Regions from separate parts of the Homo sapiens genome. Here region 2 is linked to region 1. Evidence: chromatin loops called from intact Hi-C (ENCODE). Cell type or tissue: tibial artery. All regions are shown on one strand. Region 1 overlaps PHACTR1 (phosphatase and actin regulator 1). Region 2 overlaps TBC1D7-LOC100130357 (TBC1D7-LOC100130357 readthrough).

What was found. Hi-C counts contacts between places; a loop is a spot of excess contacts. Peaks named below come from ENCODE experiments on the same cell type or tissue, not always from the same donor. Only the 100,000 strongest peaks of a DNase experiment are listed, where the experiment ranks them.
Region 2: a loop joins it to region 1, with 4 times the contacts of the local background. A loop is called at or near these places in 14 of 110 quality-filtered maps.

The regions. Positions count from the first base shown.
Region 1 is chr6:12,954,799-12,959,798 of GRCh38, forward strand. All of the region lies in intron 4 of PHACTR1 (phosphatase and actin regulator 1), which reads left to right. LOC124901262 (a long non-coding RNA gene) reads right to left here. Exons shown (of 2, transcript XR_007059459.1): 2 at 4,012-5,000. Among named protein-coding and RNA genes, the nearest start is that of PHACTR1, 240 kb to the left of the region's middle. RefSeq lists an enhancer at 973-1,764. In tibial artery, no CTCF peak of the experiment used is centred here; DNase peaks (open chromatin) are centred at 2,873 and 3,043; H3K4me3 peaks cover 3,018 bases; H3K27ac peaks cover 3,108 bases.
Region 2 is chr6:13,319,993-13,324,992 of GRCh38, forward strand. TBC1D7-LOC100130357 (TBC1D7-LOC100130357 readthrough) reads right to left here. Exons shown (of 9, transcript NM_001318809.2): 4 at 916-1,103. It overlaps TBC1D7 (TBC1 domain family member 7), which reads right to left. Exons shown (of 8, transcript NM_016495.6): 4 at 916-1,103. Among named protein-coding and RNA genes, the nearest start is that of TBC1D7, 6.0 kb to the right of the region's middle. In tibial artery, no CTCF peak of the experiment used is centred here; no DNase peak of the experiment used is centred here.

The DNA.
Region 1 (5,000 bases):
AATTAATATAATTTATTTTTCTAAAATGTGCAAGTAGGGATAGACAAATTTGTTCCCCTAAAATAAATTCTAACCTCAAAATGGCCATATATAATCCAGGGCTTGGCCATCTAATGTGATAACCACTAACCACATGTGGCTACTGGGCACTTGAAATGTGGCTAGTCTTATTTGAGATGTGATGAGGGTATAAAACACTTACCAATATTCAGATATTCAGTATGAAAAGAATACATAATATTTCATTAATTTTTATATTGATTACATATTGAAATAATGTTTTGGGTATATGGGATTAAATAAGATATATTACAAAAATAATTTCCCTTAAAAAATTTTAATATGACTACTAGAAAATTGAAAATTACATCTATGGCTCACATTGTATTTCCTCTTTTTTTTTTTTTTTTTTTTGAGAGAGATAGCATCTTGCTTTGTTGCCCAGGCTGGAGTGCAGTAGTACAGTCGTGGCTCACCGTAGCTTTGACCTCCTGGGCTCAAGGGATCCTCCCACCTCAACCTCCCCAGTAGCTGGAATTACAGGTGCACACAACCAGCTAATTTTTTAATTTTAAAAAAAATTTTTTATAGCAACGGGGTCTTGCTATGTTGCCCAGACTGGTCTCAAACTCCTATTCTCGCCTGGCCTCCCAAAGCACTGGGATTACAGGATTGAGCCACCATGCCTGGCCCCACATTATATTTCTATTGAACAGTGCTGGTCTAAGAAATTTGAGATTTGCAGTGCCAGTATTTAAGGACTATGTACAGGCCAAGGGTATATTTTTTATTACTGCATCCTCCTCCCATTACTGATGAATGTCTCACCACCTGATGTTTTCTAACACCTTCCTATGTGTCTTTATTCTTATTAAGAAAGAAGTTACTGTAGCAACGGCCACAATAGCTTGTATTTACTACACCTGGAGGGAGAGACATAAACAGACATCAATCTGTCATTCAGGTTTTCAGGTTTACACATTAATATTTTTCTCATGTCTATCTGGGTTTTCCTCTGCAAAGCGGAACACCAAGAGTAGGAGACCCGTCTTCTAACTCCCGCCTATGACACTGGCTTCTCTGGGTCTCCATAAGAACAGTCATTACCCCATGCTGACCTCAGGGGGGTATGTGGATAGATAGTTACAAAGTGTTTTGAAAGTGATTCTTAGGGTACTGTATCTGTCTAATGTCACATATTTTAACATGAAAATAGTATCTAACATTACTTACAATAGTGGAGGAAGGCAGGAGGGAGAAAGTAGTTTCCTCTGGTGATTATGGGCTGGGAAGATCCAGGAGAGAGAAAAGGAGTGAGACTAGAAAAACCCATACAAGGCTGACCAACATTAGCATTTGTTCTCATCAACATAAATAGTTCTTTTCCTGTATTCAGCAACAAGCCTCCGCTGGCTGGGAGAAGATTGGGAGCCGAGAGCTATGCAGATAGTTCATCTGCGCTTTGACATGGAAAAAGCAAATGGGCTGGAGTGTTTTTTAACTTGATCGTCGTATTGTGTGATGCTTTAGGTGTTACCCTCATTGATTGCCACTTAAGTTCCACTCATGGGTCGATTCTGTTTGAACATGCTTGCTCCTTAGTGGGTATCATCTGGACAGAGATAACAGATGCTAAGACAGGGACTGGGGGCATTGAGGAATTATTACTATTACCTTCACCTAGGACAGGCGTGGCTTCAAAATGTCTATCTAGAGTGGCCTGAGGGGTTGCAATATGGTTGAAAGTGGAGACTGGGAGCTTGCCCTTTCAGAAATGTTTGCCTAGCAAAGCAAGATGTTGTCCCTTGGGCATTATGCTTATTTGAGGTGGCTGGAGAGGGTTTATGAGGATCGAGGTCAGGGCAGGGGTTTTGGCTCAAGACCCCTCAACCCAAGCCACCCCTTTGGCATTTCACGGAAATGTGGCAAAAAATAATAGAAGATTCTCGGTTTTAGGTTTTATTTGCACATGTTTTATAAATCTACCTGAAGCTTTTCAACTGACGACGCACTTGATCATTTGAAAATCCATTCAGCGCCTTATCCCACCTACAGAGAACCATCCTAAAAGAAAATCAGGAAAGCTGCTACCGTCCCATCCTGAGAAATTCCCACTCACTCCTCATGGGCATTTGGGAGGTCCTCTACTCAAGAATTGAACCGAAGGGAACTAAAGTGCATTGCAAAAATGCAGTCCTTCCAGGGAAGGTTCAAGGAAAGTTAATTGTCATTGTGTCGCGTTTTGAGGTCTTCCTCCCTCTTCCCTTCCTAGGGGGCGGGGTGGGGTGGATGATGCTGGGGGGTGGGGGAAAGGGGAGGCAAGTGTGGTTTTCCGATCAGCGATCTAATAGCAGTTAGAATTATATAATGGAACTGCCCTGAGTCAGGTGACGGGATCACTGAGTAATTCCCTGCAGAAGGAGACAAACTGCATGTTAAAAAGCTCAACAAATACTCAAAAAAAAAAAAAAAAAAAAGCCCAGGCTGTGAGTTCCAGACTTCCAAGCTGCATTTCCTCTGAATCCTCTCCAGGCTGAAACAGCTGTACAGGCTTGCTGAGTCAGAAGACTCCCAGAGATTGGGGACGGCCGAGGCAGGTCGGGGGTCTGGTTTGGATCCCCGGGTTACTTTCTGTTTCATTTTGAAATGTTCCCTGTTTCTGCAACCGGTTGCCTCCAATGTCAAGTAAAACGCAGGACTCCTTGGAGACGCCAGCTGGGCTTCTAAGGACTGGGGCTCTGTGAAGGTAAGAGGCAGTCTGTGCCCCACCGGCTGGAGGCTGCCACTTTAGAGACGTCTGAGTACCCGCAGGTCACACCCAGGAGGGGTTGGTGTGCCTGCCAACTGTTCTGGGCTCTGAGTGAGGCTGGAGAGACCATCGTGGAGGCGGTTTTAGGTTAGAAAAGGGATAAAATGGACCCTTCATGCCAGATGGGTGGCCACCTAGTCCACGGTGAGTTGAATCCATCCCCCGACTTTGGTTGACACCCTCCCCTTCTCCATTCCATCCCACGTGGGAGCTGGTCAGCGGCCAGGGAATTGGCACGGCCGGGAAGGAAGGCGAAGGGGCTGCCTGGCACCGAGAGGCTGCATGGGCGTGTGTAGCATGTGTATTTTCAGAGCCCGACACTTGAGGAGACTGTTGCTCAATTTAAGAAAGCACAGCTATTGGAAAGCCAGGAAACAGACCCAGAGAGGCGGATGCATGTGGGAGCAAAGAGCTTTGGGCAGCCTTTAAGGTAGGCATTGGCGTCTGAAATCATGTTATTGCCTTTTGTTTATTTGTTAGATGGATTTTGTATTGGTTTTATGCTTTGTTCGGTTTAGAGAATTTTCCTTTGATGGAGCTGCCAATATCAATAGATTTGGTTTTGAAATCCTCGGGCCGGGTTCATAGGATAGGCTGGAGCCCACGGTGTTAGTGTAGATGCCTCAAAGTCAGAAGAGATGGATACAAAACTGGTGATGATTTTCAAAGGAGATTCACTTGCAAATCTCACTGCAATGGAGACTTGCTGGGAGTCCTGGTGCCTGCTGAGGCAGGCAGCTCTTAGGAACCTCAGGAAGTTTCTGACTTAAAGAGACAGGAAAGGAAAAATTGAATCCGCAGCTGTTATTTTGGGGAAAGTGGGTTCAGGGAGAATTTGTGGCTGAAGAAAAAGGAAAGACGACTTGGAAAATAAACGGAAACATAAGGGATAGGCTTGGTGGGATTCCAGCTTGGGGCAGTGGCATTTTGAGGCTTGCTGCGTGGAGATAGAAATCAATACGGGAACTGATAACAGCTCACTCAGCATGAATAAGAAATGCTACATGGATTCTTTTAACACTGACTTCTAAAGAGCCTGAGAAATAAACAAGATGTTAGTTTGAAAGAGTTCATTTCTAATTGTTATTTCTTTTTTATTGTTTGGCCCCATGAGCTGCTCTAAACAAAATATGGTGATGTTAGAACCAAAAGGAAAGTGTCCTTAGAATAATATCTACAAAGAGGCATTCAAGTTTTCACTGCCTTTCCTTCTTTTTCTGCCCTTCTCTCAGTTTGGGCAAATTATATGAGTTGAATGTATCTGATAGAAACAACTCTTTAAAGAGGGGTCGGGCACGGTGGCTCACGCCTATAATCCCAGCACTGTGGGAGACCAAGGCAGGTGGATCACTTGAGGTCAGGAGTTCAAGACCAGCCTGGCCAACATGGTGAAACCCTGTCTCTACTAAAAATACAAAAATTAGCTGGGTGTGGTGGCACACACCTGTAGTCCCAGCTACTGGGGAGCCTGTGGCATGAGAATAGCTTGAACCCAGGAGGCGGAGGCTGCAGTGAGCCCAGATCTCACCACTGCCCTCTTGCCTGGGTGATAGAGTGAGACTTTATCTCAAAAAAAAAAAAAAAAAAAGAAAAGAAAAAAAAAAGAAAAGAAAACAGAAACAACTCTTTAAAGTGGTACAATTATCTTTTAAGAGGATATTTGTATATCGGAATTAAAAAATGATCTTAAATCTGTGGTTCTTAAATCTTCAAAACCATGGTCCATATTTGGGAAGCAAAAAGACTGTGGATCATGAATTTTTAGTCTTTTCTCTACTGTGGCCCTATCACTCCCATCTCTTCTGATGCTCAACAAACAAAACTAAACAACAAAGCTAAAAAAGCATAACAAAGTTTTTCACTAAAGCCCACACTTGAAATGTAGATGCTATAGTATTACAAATATTCATAATATAAAAGAACAGCTCATAGAGCCCCTTTTTAAGGCCATGGCAGTCCCTCGAGAAAACACTGCTTAAATAATTAATATCAGCAGAGTGAGTTCCTTTTATCTGGATTTCCATCTGTTGAAACTTGCTGGAAACCTACCTTTCTACACTTCAATAATATCATGAGGACTGAGATTCATGAGGATGACCTCCAGGTACTACAAGGCTCTTTAGTGCCTCCCAAATCACAGAAGATAACAAGATGCTCAAAATAGTTTTGGTTTTGAGTGCATTGCCTTCCA
Region 2 (5,000 bases), 370 kb after region 1:
ATAAGAGACACTGAGAAGGACACAGCATCACCTACTTGGTATCCCTGCCAAAAATGAATAACCTGAATCTAATCAGGAGGAAACACCAGACAAACCTAAAGGGAGGGGCTTTCTTCAAAGCATCTGATTATGCCCTTCAAAAATGTCAAAGGCATGAAAGATAAAAAAAGACAGAACTGTCCCAAGTCAAAGGAGACTAAAGCAATATGATAACCCAGTGCAATGCCTAAACCAGGATCCAGTCCTCACCCAGAACTTTGACCGTTTGATTATTTGTGAAGGCATTATTGGTGAAATTCAAATGGAGCTGGTAGATTACGTTAATATTGTATCAATGTTAATGTCTTAGTTTTGAGGACTGTACTATGGCTATCTACAGGGGTGTCCTGTCTTTAGGAAGTGTACACTGAAGGAATCTGAGGTAATAGGGAATCCTGTCTGCATCTTACTCTCAAATGATTTAGGAAAAAAAAAATGTGTTTAAAAAAATACGTTTTAAAACAACAAAGCAAAACAGATGCACACAAAGCAAAACAGATGCTTAAAGCTACTTAGCACCTACAATTTTTTATTTTTTAACTTTTTAAATAATGTTGGATGTAGAAAAAAGTTGCATAATGTTAACAACTGGAGAATCTGGGTAAAGGGTATATGCAAATTCTTGGTAGTATTCTTGCAACTTTTCTGGAAGTTTGAAATTACTTCAAAATAAAACGTATTTTAAAAAAACAAAAAGTAAGAAGGTTGGGTCAGAATGTGCATGGCCATGAATGCCAAGTAAAGATGTGTCACTTTTATTCTAATAACAACAGGGAGCCACCAAAAGTTTTTAAGGCAAAACATGATGTAATCAAAGGCCGGCAAGATGGGACGGTCTAGAGTTGAGCTTAGTGTCAGACAAAAGTGACCACTAACCAGTGGAAAAGAGGGACTTCGAGGTAACTTCCCAGACTCCAGCTGATACATGCGGAGATAGACTTCAGCCTGAGGTGTGGCATCACTAACAAAGCGAACGACTTTCAGGGCATGAAGGACATCCAAGTACTGCTCCTTACGATACATCATCACCTTGGCATGGGACTCGTGGTGTGGAGGCAAGATTCCTAGAGAGAACAGGAAAAACGAAAAAAGGACAAAATACTGAGCCATCACTCCAAATCCCTCATCTATGAAAGAGGATGCCGTGAGAAGCGACCCACACAATTAGGCTAGAATTCACGCAGACATTCAAGTACCATGTAGAATCTCTTTTAGAAATTCTCACTATAAAACAATCTTAAATGTGAAATATTATCAATGTTTGAGTGCTGATGCATCACTGATATGAGAGAGAAATGAAACAACACTGGCAAAGCCCTTGAATAAGTATGCCGCATACATTCAAGATTAGCAACCACATCAATCCTAACAATGGTTTAACTTAATTTATGGCAGCCTCAGGCTGCCTTTAGCTCCTAGAGGTCTCACCCTAGTCTTTGTACTTGGCCCCTACATCTCAGAACCACCAACAGCCCATTGAATTCTTCTCTTCCCCAACAGTTAAAACTTGCTCACTAAGTATCCTATCCTCCAGGTCACAAAAGTCCTTAATCTTCATTGGTGAGGTCACCTTACAGGACATTTCTATGACATATTAAGCTCCTTAACCCATTTAAACATGGTGTCATATCTTTTTTACAAACAAATGGCTCTGAGGAAACACAGTGGAAAGACCACTAGACAGACCAGCCATCCTGGGTTCTAGCCTCGGACTGGATAATACTAGGACTCTGAAATGTGTCTTTCTGGGCACTTGTTTTCCCCACCTGCCAGAGGCAGGAAATGGGATAAGCATTTCACCAAATGCTTCTCCACAGAATGCTAACCCCAAGAGAAAAAAAAATGCCCTCATCAAACAGATTTGGGAAATGGTGACAATGAATTTTCATGGCACTAAGTTTTGCCATAAAGAAAAACATTTTAGGCCAGGTATGGTGGCTAACGCCTATAATCCCAGCACTTTGAGAGGCCAAGGCAGGCAGATCACTTGAGCCCAGAAGTTCAAGACCAGCCTGGGCAACTGGGTGAAGGTATTTGGGAAACCCTGTCTCTACAAAAAATTAGCCAGGTCCAGTGGCACATGCCTGTAGTCCCAGCTACCCGGGAGGCTGAAGTGGGAGGCTGAGGTGGGAGGATCACCTGAGCCTAGGAAGTCAAGGCCATAGTGAGCTGTGATCGTACCACCGCACGCCAGCCTAGAAAACAGAGTAAGACCCTGTCTCAAAGAAAAAAAAAGAAAAAACAAAACAAAAAAAAACATTTTATTTACTCAAGCCTCATTAAACTTAATGAGGCTCTACAGAAGTACAGACTCTGGAGCAAAGTTCCTGGGTTTAAATTCCAGCTCTACAATTAACTGGCTGGGTGGTGACCTTTAGCAATTACTTTATCTCCTATGTCTTAGCTTCCCCATCTGAAAAATGGGAATAACAATATCTAATATCATACAGTTGTTGAGATGAATAAACAAATCAACACACACAAAGCATTCAGAAGAGTACTCAGCAAACACTAAGCTGTATAAGTGTTAGCTAGTACATTTGACTATGAATCCCTCTTTGGTGCAAAATGCCACAGGTTTAGTATTCTAAAGAACACCCCAGAAAACAAAAACAATAGTAGCTAACATGATACCAGTTAATGTTAGAAAAAAAACTTGCTTAAATGTTCTTTTCCCTGAAAGAAATCTTTACTCATGCTATGAGACTGTGTGCCAGGCTTCCAGAAAAGCCAAGGGAACACACTAAAGTGTCTCCTACATCTCGGCTAATACAGCTTAAACAGCTGTGACCAAACCCTCATCACCCTGCTAGAGGCAGCACATTAACCCTTAAACCTGTTTTCTAAGAGCTAGTCCTAAAATGTCTCTTTTTGATATTTAACTAAAATAGTATCAGGAAGTAGGCATTTGAAGTAAAGATCCCTAAGTAATCAAAACTCTGTGCTGGGAAGAGTCAGGCTGTGTCCTACACAGGCGACAGCTCTAAACTTCCAGTGCCTTGTCCTCAAAAAATAACTATGACATGATAAAGAAAGGTGGGCCGAGCGCGGTGTCTCATGCCTGTAATCCCAGCACTTTGGGAGGCCGAGGCAGGTGGACTGCCTGAGCTCAGGAGTTTGCGACCAGCCTGGGCAACACAGTGAAACCCCATCTCTACTAAAATACAAAAAATTAGCCGGGCGTGGGGGTGCGCGCCTGTAGTCCCAGCTACTCGGGAGACTGAGGCAGGAGAATCGCCTGAACCCGGGAGGCAGAGGTTGCAGTGCTGAGATCGCGCCACTGCACTCCAGCCTGGGTGACAGAGCAAAACTCTGTCTCAAAATAAAAAAATTAAAAAAAAAGAAAGAATGGTTAAGAAGAGTAGAAGTGAGGAATAAGCCAGATAGGCTGTAGCACTCAAGAAGTGAGGGAAAGCACAACTGCACAACTCCCATTAATCCACTGCAGTTATTAATAGACACACAGCACCTCCCATAAATCGACACTGTTGACATTACCACTTAAAATGTACCCCAGAAGGCACGGAGAACAGTAACATTTAAAGAAAAGTGCTCTGGGAAAAACTAAAATAGTTGTCACCGCTTCTCCAGATTGTAACTGCACGTTGACCTACCAGACATAAAAGTGCACAGAGACTGCCAGGATGAACAAGAAACAAGTCATTCTGCAGGCCTTCCTAGTACCGCTTATATTCCCTCGCTGCCTCCATATTACATAACCAGACAGGGCTGCAGGCTTCTCAAGCCCTGAAAAGATACTACATTTTGGAAAGAAAATGAGGTCCACAATCTATCTTACCTTCAAATGAGTTCCACAAACGTAAGCTCAAATCCTAGCTCTGCCACTTACAGGCTATAATGCCTTAGGCAAGTTACTTAGCCTCAGAGAGTCTTTTCCCCATCTGCAAAATTAGGATACCAATACCTGCCTCACAGGGATTCTAGGATTACTCTGTATAATCTATGTAAACTACTCAGCCTACTGACAGGCATACAGGGATGCCCAATAAGGAGCAATCATAGTTTATATTCTTCAGGGAATTTAGTACTCGCCACTATCTTACAGTGAACAAACTGTAAGTTTTTTTTTGTTTGTTTTTTGTTTTTTTTTTTGGAGACGGAGTCTCGCTCTGTCGCCCAGGCTGGAGTGCAGTGGTGCCATCTCGTCTCACTGCAACCTCTGCCTCCCGGGTTCAAGCGATTCTCCTTCCTCAGCCTTCCAGGTAGCTGGGACTACAGGCGCATGCCACCATGCCCAGCTGATTTTTTGTATTTTTAGTAGAGAGGGGGTTTCACCCTTGTTGGCCAGGATGGTCTCAATCTCCTGACTGCGTGATCTGCCCGCCTTGGCCTCCCAAAGTGCTGGGATTCCAGGTGTGAGCCACCGCGCCCAGCCAAAAATACTTTTTTTAAGAAAGAAAAGGAGGATGGTAATGGATAGGAATTATATGCTCCAGCAGGCTCAGCAATGATAGGGGAAAGAAAATCTTGGGCTCAAAAGGGATGCTGCCAGTTACTCATGGCACTTAATTCACATTTTCTTCCATAGAAACTAAGTAAGATCAGTTTTCCTTCTCACTCAGCCACTCGCACCACTGGAATTTAGTCATTCACACTTCTAGGGAGTAGTAAGTCTCCAATTCCTCTTTGACAGATTAGGAAGTTATACCTCTATAGCTGAGAATCACAAAATCTTACAAATTTAGAGCTAAAAACTAGGAGTAATTTAGCTCAAAAGCTTCAGTTTATAGATGCAAAAAATGAGTCCCAGAGGGGTCGCCTTCCTCCAGGTTACCCAGCTGATAGCAAAGCCTAAACCAATTCTCATTTCTCCTACTCCAATGCTCTTCCCAGATCTTGTCTCAGGAACATAAACTATTTTCTCTTCTATAGTATCATTAATAGAACAGAAAATAATGAGTGGTAATTGAACCTCCTGGGGAAGATCCAATATTCAGTAA